3 separate regions of the Homo sapiens genome follow, and all the other regions are linked to region 3. The links are chromatin contacts, found by Hi-C or POLR2A ChIA-PET in ENCODE. All regions are on one chromosome and are shown on one strand. Each heading gives the region's core, a stretch centred on a gene start or an enhancer-like site at or near the end of the contact. The rest is flanking DNA. Distances are from core to core; before and after follow the strand shown.

Region 1 (3,027 bases), core at 472-2,971, 190 kb after region 3:
ACACCTGGCTAATTTTTGTATTTTTAGTAGAGACGGGGTTTCACTATGTTGGCTAGGCTGGTCTTGAATTCCTGACCTCAAGTGATCCACCTGCCTTGGCCTCCCAAGGTGCTGGGATTACAAGTGTGAGCCACCATGCCCAGCCTACCACAGAGATCTTTCTAGAACCCACAACTGACCATGTCACTCCTGCTGCAAACCCTGCGTGGCTCCCTGTCAACCTCAGGATAAAGTCTGAGCTTCCTAGGGTGGTAACTGGAGGCCATTCCCAATTCGACTTCATCTTTTTTTTTTTTTAAATTTTTTTTTTGAGACAGAGTCTCACTCTGTCACCCAGGCTGGAGTGCAGTGGTGTGATCTTGGCTCACTGCAAATTCTGCCTCTGGGGTTCAAGTGATTCTTCTGCCTCAGCCTCCCAAGTAGCTGGGATTACAGGCGTGCACCACCATGCCCGGCTCCAATTTGACTTTATCTTGAATCCATTTCCTCTCCCCATCCTGCATTTCAGTCACGTTTCACGCCCTTTTCCTGAGCACACTACCCCCTTTCTTGTCTCTGGACTTTTCTGCTGGAATCCGTCTCTGTCCAGCACGTGCCTTGCCCCTCTCCCCACCTGAGCTACAACCATTTTTCAGAGAGTCCCGTCAAGGCTGACTCCTCTGGGAAGTACCCCCTGTACCAGCCTGATCCCCCTTGCCCAGAGAGTCGGCTTCCCCCCTCTTCTGTGCTCCCATCACACCTGGGCCTTTGCGTCGTGGGCTAACTGGGACATGAGCCCCCAAGGGCAGGACCCAGCCTGACCTTCCTCTCCACCCTTGGGCCATCGCTGCACACTGCAGTGAGCTCCATGGGTAAAGGGGAATGCCATCCGGCCCTTCTCACAGGGATCCTCCTGGCTCATCTCATTTGGTTCTTGACTCATCCTTGACTCTTTAGGGCAAAGAGGCACCTGGAAGAAATAATTACAGTCTTTGCATGTGGGTAGTACTTCGCAGTTTACCAGGTGTTTCTGAGTTTCTCATTGGTCTTTATATGTCTGTGGGTTTCAGGGAAGTTGTTGTCAACCCCATTTTACAGATGGAAAGCTTGGTTCAGAGAGTTAGGGATGGAGCCAATCCCCAGTCTTGGGCAAGCCCCTGACCCTGAAAATCCTTTTGTGATCCAAGCCCCCCATTTCCTAAACGTGTGCTGAGAACCAGGGAAAACCGGGGTATCCAAGTAAGAAGAGGGAATGCAGATTCTGGCCTGGGCTAACAGCAACAGTAATAATGACCCCACGGCAGCCACTGCCCTTGTCCTGCTCTGCGTTCCATCCACGTCACGAGCATCATCTGCTTATGAGGAAGGGTTACTCATTCCCATGTTACAGATAAGGAAACCGAGGCCCAGCAAAGCTAAGAGACTTGCCTTTCTTGGCCAGTTTCCTTCCGATGCCTTGGTGATCGCTACAGCCCTTTACAGTTTGTAACTTTAGCACCCCTTTCCTGATCTCTCCAGTCTAGCACTGGTAGGTGGACGTGCTCCCATTTGACAGAAGCAGCAACTGAGGTTCAGAAGTCAAGGGTGGAGCTGGGAGACGGCTCTCAGCCTTCCGATCATGGGAGCGCGCCCAGAGCCTGGTGGCGCAGCTCTGGCGGGGAGGCGGGGAGCAAGCGATAGGGCCGCGAGTGGGAGTCCGCGTCTCCTCCCCGCCAGCCGCCGCCGCCGCCGCCGCCGCCACAGCAGAGCCTGGCTTCCCCGCAGCAAGCGCGGCAGGTGCGCAGCCGGTGGCGGCGTCGGCGCGGCGGGTGCGCCCGCGTGGGCGTGGGCGAGGGACCTGGGCGGGCGGGGCCCCACGCCCATCCTCCCTCCCCCCTGCCCTCTCTCCCGTGGCTGGCGGCAGGTGAGTGGGTGTCGAGGAACCGCCAGGCAGCGGAGAAAACAGGACGCCGCAGAAATCAGATTACTCACCTGCAGCTGCTACTACCCAGGGCTAATAAAAGCAGAGCTTCCTGTTGTTTCTTTATTACCGCCCTCTGCCTCCCTCCGCCCCAATCCGCTCCCAGCTGCAGCCAGAGCCCTAACTGATCGCCAGAAACCGGTTGCTTGGGGTCCAGACCAATCCAGTGCCTGAAATACCCTCTGTGCCGCACAGGGTTGGGTTAATGCTTCCTCAAGGGTGGACTTCGGTCACCTGCATGGGAACCACCTGGGGTGCTGGTTAACAACACACATCTCCAAATACGGCTTCACACCTGCTCGATCAATTCCTGCAGTTTGGGGCCCAAGAGCAGAATTCATAGGAATCTCAGGTGATTTGTAGGCAGGCTGAAGTTTGAGAACCACCGAGTCTGGATGTTGTAGGTTCAGATGATGTGGGTTTCCTGTTCTCAAATGCGACCCACAAGTTAGGGATGAAACCTATCCCCAGTCTTGGGCACGTGGGGCAGAGCCTCAGTCTGCTTATTTGTAAAATGGGGGTGAAAATAATACAGACCTCTCAGGACTGACTGAAACAAGGCTCAAATGGAGAATACACTTATCGTGATTCCTAGCGATTGCTCCTGGAGTGTATAGACCAACCAGGACTAGGCACGGAGTACCATCCATGGAGTGTGAGGGGCAGGATGAAGAAGCAGGCAGAATGGACCTCGGCTGGGAAGGGGCCATGATTCACCCTGGGTGCACTGAGAAAGACTTTTCACCGTTGAGCTTCTCCAGAGTCCAGTCCCCCTCACACCAGGAAAATGTTCCTGCCCAGGGCATGGACAACCCTGATGGCTAGATCCAGTGACCTCTTCTCAGCCCTTCTGTGACACCTGACTCTGGAGTGGACCTCACCTTTCTCCTCCAAGCTGTCACCTCCCTCAACTTCAGGGCAAGTTTGGATCCCCTTCTTCGTCTTCCTCCTATCTAGCTAGCAGCTCCCTTGCAGGCCCCCGCAGCCCTTCCTCCTCCTGCCTCCGCAGTCATGGGCACCTCGGCCTACTGCGCAGCCTCTACATCCTCCCAGGACAACTCACCCACTCCCAGTTACCTTCTTTAAGC
Region 2 (2,700 bases), core at 75-2,574, 200 kb before region 3:
TTTTTTTCCTACCCTAATAAGCCTGAGAGTACTGCAGGGGACCAGGGCATATTTCAGTCCATAGGACAGACACTCTCAGAGTGGGCATTTATAGACCTCCTCCCAGGAACGCAATTCTTTTCCCAGAGTATTAATTATCAATATTCCTTGCTGGGAAAAGAATTTAGCAATAGCTCTCCTACTTGCACATCCGTTTATAGGCTCTCTGCAAGAAGAAAAATATGGCTCTTTTTGCCCGACCCCGCAGGCAGGCAGACCTTATGGTTGTCTTCCCTTGTTCCCTAAAAATTGCTATTATTCTGTTCTTTTTCAAGGTGCACTGATTTCATATTGTTCAAACATACATGTTTTACCATCAATTTGTACAGTTAGATACAATTATCACAGTGGTCCCGAGGTGACATACATCCTCAGCTTACGAAGATAACAGGATTAAGAGATTAAAATAAGACAGGCGTAAGAAATTATAAGAGTATTATTTGGGAAGTGATAAATGTCCACATTAAAATGAAATCTTCACAATTTATGTTCAGAGATTGAAGTAAAGACAGGCATAAGAAATTATAAAACTCTTAATTTTGGGAACTGATATATGTCAATATTAAAATGAAATCTTCACAATTTATGTTCTTCTGCCATGGCTCCAGTCGGTCCCTCTGTTTGGGGTCCCTGACTTCCCGCAACAAAGGGGTTTTACTCTGTCATCCAAGCTGGAATGCAGTGGCTCAATCATAGCTCACTGCAGGCTCAAACTCCTAGGCTCAAACAATCCTCCTGCCTCAACCTCCCAAGCAGCTGGGACTACAGGCACATGCCACCACAACTGGCTAAATTTTAAATTTTATGTAGAAATAGGATCTCCCTATGCCCAAGCTGGTCTCAAACTCCTGGACTCAAGAGATCCTCCCATCTCAGCTTCCCAAAGTGTAGGATTACAGGCATGAGCCACCACACCCAGCATGTGTGGGGTTTAGCATAACGCTTAGCACACAATCCCGCAATACATTTTGCTCTGATTACTATTAAACAATTGCATAGTGAGTTAGTAACTCAGGGCTTCCTGACTCCCAGTCCAGTGCTCTTTCCAGTTCCCCATGGTTCCTGCATCTACTGGAGTATAATCAGGGGAGGTGTGGGGGTGGTATGTGTGTGATCACATGTCCGCTGTCCTTGGGGACAAGTGCCTTGTGTCCCCCAGCCCATATCTCAGTGCCTCTCGCCATGCCTCTTCTCTGTCTTTGAAGCCTTCCCCGTTCTCCCCCCTTGACCAGAGTCCAGAGACTCAACCCTAAATGAAACACGCAATGAAATGCCTGATAACATCCTTTCACCTCCCATTGCAATTTCCTCTGGGCCAGATGGGGTGAGGCTGAGCCTGGGAAGGAGCCAACAGGAAATTCCCGGGGAGCAGCAAGGGATGGGTGTCCAAGGGCAGTCAGTGATACCATCTCCAGCATCGAGCCTCTGAGCCAGGAAGAGACAAGTCTCGCAGGAGAGGTTTTGCTGTTTGTTTTCCTCGGGCTTGACTTCTAACGAGAGAATTTAATTAAGAGCTCGATTGCCTCGCCTGGGGAATAGGAATCCGAGGGGATGGCAGAGCTGAGGCCGGTGGCCGAGGGGAAGGGAGGGAGGGGCCTCTTTGGACTCAGATTGAACTGTGATGGGCTTAAACTGCCCCAGAGAAGTTCGGCTCACAGGGTCTTTTGGTCTAATCCCAAAACAAGATTCTTCTCCTACAGGAACTTGTAAGTTTTAGATTCTGTGGTGCAAATTAAAAGACATTTAAACCAGTCAAGGAAACAGGCAAAGTTTGATATTCCCAATTGTTCCCACTCACACTGTTAAAGAAAAAATTATTCTTATTAATAATAAGGCAATGGTGGGCTGGGCATGGTGGCTCACACCTGTAATCCCAGCACTTTGGGAGGCCGAGGCAGGTGGATCACTTGAGGTCACGAGTTTGAGACCAGCCTGGCCAACATGGTGAAACTCTCTCACCTGGGCCTCCCAAAGTGCTGAGATTGCAGGCATGCACCACACCATACCCGGTTCCCCCGGACCTAGAAGGAGGCCTGCACACATTAGACCCACAGTAAGTATTATTTCCTGAATGAATAAAATAATATAAAGCAGGCTTATTAGTTTCCTCACAGGACTGTGTGAGGTTTCCAGTTTGTTCACAACCCAACTCCTCCCTCCCCTGCTCATCTGCGAAATGAGCATAGTAAAAGTATTTACCTGTGTTGGCAGGCGCATGTGAAACCATGCCGGTCAAGTGTTTAGCATGGGCCAGGTGCATAGTAAGTGCCCCAGAAAAATCAGGGGGTTGAATAGACAGTAAAGGTTTACTCCACACTTGTGTGTGATATGGAGAAAACTCCAGAACTCAGGTATAGGATGCAGGAAGACAAGGGTCTGCAATGGGGGAGTCCAGGCAGGAGGCTGTCGCGAGAGGTGTGGGTCCTGACTCCAGGCAGTGGTGTGGGGAAAAAGATGAGGAGACAAAAATTAGGACTATTTCTGAGAAGTTCACTAGTTTTTTGTTTGTTTGTTTTGTTTTGTTTTGTTTTTTGAGACAGAGTCTTGCTCTGTCACCCCGGCTAGAGTGGGTGATCTCGGCTCACTGCAACCTCCGTCTCCCGGATTCAAGCGATTCTCCTGCCTCAGCCTCCCAGATTCAAGCGATTCTCCTGCTTCAGC
Region 3 (2,701 bases), core at 13-2,512:
GTTCCAGTGACCCTTCCCTGGGCCTTGGCTACTCTTCCTGGCTCTAAAACTTCCCTTAGTGTCTCTTCCTTTCCCAGGCTCCTAAGTGTCCTGGAAATGCAGGTGGCTGCAGCACATGGCTACGGATGGTGGGAGGAAGAGGACCCTGGAACAGGAACGGGAGGTGGGAAGGGCATGCTCACCAGGCTCCCTTTTTTTCCCTCCCAGGGTGAGCGCAGGCCCTCCAGGACCCAAGGCCAAATTTGCTCTGGCCAGGCGACCAGTCGGCCGCCAGCCCCAGGCAAAGATCACGGGGAAGATCAAACATTAACTTCCAGCTGGGTCTGCGCTCTGGCCAGGACCCTCCGGTAGGGCTGTCAGCCCTGCTCCCAACCTCCCGCCGAGCCCGCTCCTCCCTCCGCCCTCGCCCTCGCTGCACAGGCCTCCAGCCCGGCCCCCTTCCCCCGCCCCGCGGGCCCCCGCACCTGTTCGGCCCCCGCCCGTCCGGGCCGCACCCCAAGGCCAAGGAAAGGGAAAATTGCCAAAAGAACCGCTCCTGACGCACCAAGCGGTGGGGTCGCAGGATCCACGGCCTTTTACTTCTCTCCCGCAGACCCACTCCGGGGTGCAGGGATGCAGCTCAGTACCCCCGTCAGCCCAAGTTTCTCTGCCACTTCTCGGGCCACCCGGATTTGCCCCCCGCCCCGCCCCCGCCATCGCCGCCGCTCCCCGGGCTTTGCACACGCCAAGCCCTGGGACTCCCAAAGTCCTTTCCCACGTCCAGCTCTCTTCGCCCGCTTTCCTGGGCCCTGCACTAGCTGCCCAGGGTGAACCCTACACGTCCAAAGGGACGTGCACAAGTCGCGCCTCCGGGACCCGCACGATCCCCCTGGCGTCCTGGGCCACGCACACGCCCACCTCGAGGTGCTCAGCAAGGGTCCCCAAGGGGCCTTGGGCCCTGCACCAGCCGCTCCTCCCTCGGGTCCCCGAGTCCCGTACGCGCCCCCATGGCGCCCCGCCAGTACGTCCCCACCCCGGAATCCGGGGCTTGCCCGCGCCTCCCGGGGGCGGGGGCCGTGGCCCAAACTCTGCAGCCTCACCGTGTTCTTCCTGGCCACCATCTTCTCCAGCTTTTTGGCGATCCTCAGCAGCTCCTCTTCCTGGCCCATGTTGGCCCGCGACGCCCGGCGGGGCGAGGGGCACAGGGGCAGCAGTAGGGCCTCGGGGGCAGGAGGCGCGAAGGCGGAGGGCGCGCAACCCGCGCGGGCCCCAAACACACACGACACACACGCCCGGCGGGGGCGGGGCTCTCCCCACCCCCACCCCCCCACCGCCCGCCTCCCAACTGTGCGGGGGAGGGGTGGCGGGCACTAAATATAGACTTCAAGGACTTGCCCGGGCACTGATTGCCCGCGCCGGCCGATCGGGCCTCAGGGGAGGGACGAGGCTGAGAGAGGGGACCCTCCAACTCCGGCCCTTCCAGGGGCGCCGGGGGACCGAAGAGAGATTTGGGAAGGAGGGCTCTCTGGCGAGCTGGGAGGCTGTGACCTGGCCACAGGCGGCGGTCGCGGCGCGGAGGGCGCCCGAGGGTGTCCCAGGGGCCCTGGGAAGCGTTCTGGGCTCCCGCGTCTCTGCACCGTTGCATCTCAAAGCGGGAGGACACAGTTCCGCGCCTATGCCCAAGTGGAGGCAACTCGGTGCGCTCGAATCCCGTGTGTGTGTGTGTGTGTGTGTGTGTGTGTGTGTGTGTGTGTGTGTGTAGATCACTAAATCCAGCTCTGCTTTAACCTGCACTCACTCCATCGTGCACACGGCCTGTGCATGCCACGTGTATCCAGGCTCCTGTTTGCCTCTGTCTACCTAAAACTTCCTTTGCTGGCTGTTTTGTTAGTAAGGCTTTGCATTTTTAACAAGCTCCTATGTGCTGGGGGTGCTGCTGGTCCCAGAACTACACTCTCGAGTAGTGAGAGCTTATCGGGGAGATTCTTTTTATTTTTTTGAGACAGGGTCTCCCTCTGTGGCTGAGGCCAGAGTGGAGTGGAGCAATCAGGCTCACTGCCTCGACTTCCCCAGCTCAAGTGATCCTTTCTGCCTCAGCCTCCTGAGTAGCTAGGACTACAGGCGTGAGCCATCCATCATGCCCAGCTAATTTTTTAATTTTTTGTAAAGACTAGGTCTTACTACGTTGCCCAGGCTGGTCTGGAACTCCTGGTCTCAAGCGATCCGCCTGCCTTGGCCTCCCAAAGTGCTGTAATTACAGATGAGATTCTTTTTTTTTTTTTTTGAGACGCAGTCTCGCACTGTCGCCCAGGCTGGAGTGCAGTGCCACGATCTCGGCTCACTGCAAGCTCTGCCTCCCGGGTTCACACCATTCTCCTGCCTCAGCCTCCTGAGTAGCTGGGACTACAGGCGCCCGCCACCACGCCCGGCCAATTTTTTTGTATTTTTAGTAGAGATGGGGTTTCACCATGTTATCCGGAATAGTCTCGATCTCCTGACCCCGTGATCTGCCTGCCTCGGCCTCCCAAAGTGCTGGGATTACAGGCGTGAGCCACCGCACCCCGCCGAGATTCATTCTTAAGTGCACCAAATTTTGAGAAATATTGATCCAGGTGCAAGGCTGCCAGGTCAGGCCAGTATCCCCTCAGTGGGGTTGGGTTTGGAAGTCATCTTAGTGGAGGGGTGGAAACACAATTGTGCCTATCTTCCCCAGCCATGCAGG

The links. A loop is a pair of places that touch in the nucleus more often than their neighbours do. ChIA-PET counts read pairs that join two places held with the same protein, here RNA polymerase II (POLR2A). Pooled maps may share reads with other maps.
Region 1: a loop to region 3 is called in a pooled map, with 2.1 times the contacts of the local background. The contact joins the enhancer-like site here to the promoter of TCEA3 in region 3. A Hi-C loop is called at or near these places in 1 of 50 pooled maps. POLR2A ChIA-PET finds 5 or more read pairs at or near these places in 4 of 52 experiments (B cell, CD4-positive, alpha-beta T cell, H1 and 1 more).
Region 2: a map with no recorded cell type shows a loop between it and region 3 (2.2-fold over the local background). The contact joins the enhancer-like site here to the promoter of TCEA3 in region 3. A Hi-C loop is called at or near these places in 1 of 37 single-sample maps with no recorded cell type. POLR2A ChIA-PET finds 5 or more read pairs at or near these places in 2 of 52 experiments (HepG2 and common myeloid progenitor, CD34-positive).

Annotation. Positions count from the first base shown.
Region 1 is chr1:23,617,875-23,620,901 of GRCh38, forward strand. No RefSeq gene overlaps it. Among named protein-coding and RNA genes, the nearest start is that of MDS2, 7.9 kb to the right of the region's middle. RefSeq lists enhancers at 1,138-1,638, 1,639-2,139 and a silencer at 1,645-1,914. Within about 2 kb of position 1,722, at least 9 of the 41 ENCODE cell types and tissues checked have a DNase peak (open chromatin) inside an H3K27ac peak, as active enhancers do; they include B cell, where a contact is called at or near this core.
Region 2 is chr1:23,223,845-23,226,544 of GRCh38, forward strand. No RefSeq gene overlaps it. Among named protein-coding and RNA genes, the nearest start is that of HTR1D, 7.7 kb to the left of the region's middle. Within about 2 kb of position 1,325, at least 3 of the 41 ENCODE cell types and tissues checked have a DNase peak (open chromatin) inside an H3K27ac peak, as active enhancers do.
Region 3 is chr1:23,423,486-23,426,186 of GRCh38, forward strand. It overlaps TCEA3 (transcription elongation factor A3), which reads right to left and starts at 1,263. Exons shown (of 11, transcript NM_003196.3): 1 at 1,080-1,263. The coding sequence starts at 1,148. LOC124903875 (a long non-coding RNA gene) reads left to right here and starts at 1,381. Exons shown (of 3, transcript XR_007065535.1): 1 at 1,381-1,676; 2 at 2,693-2,701.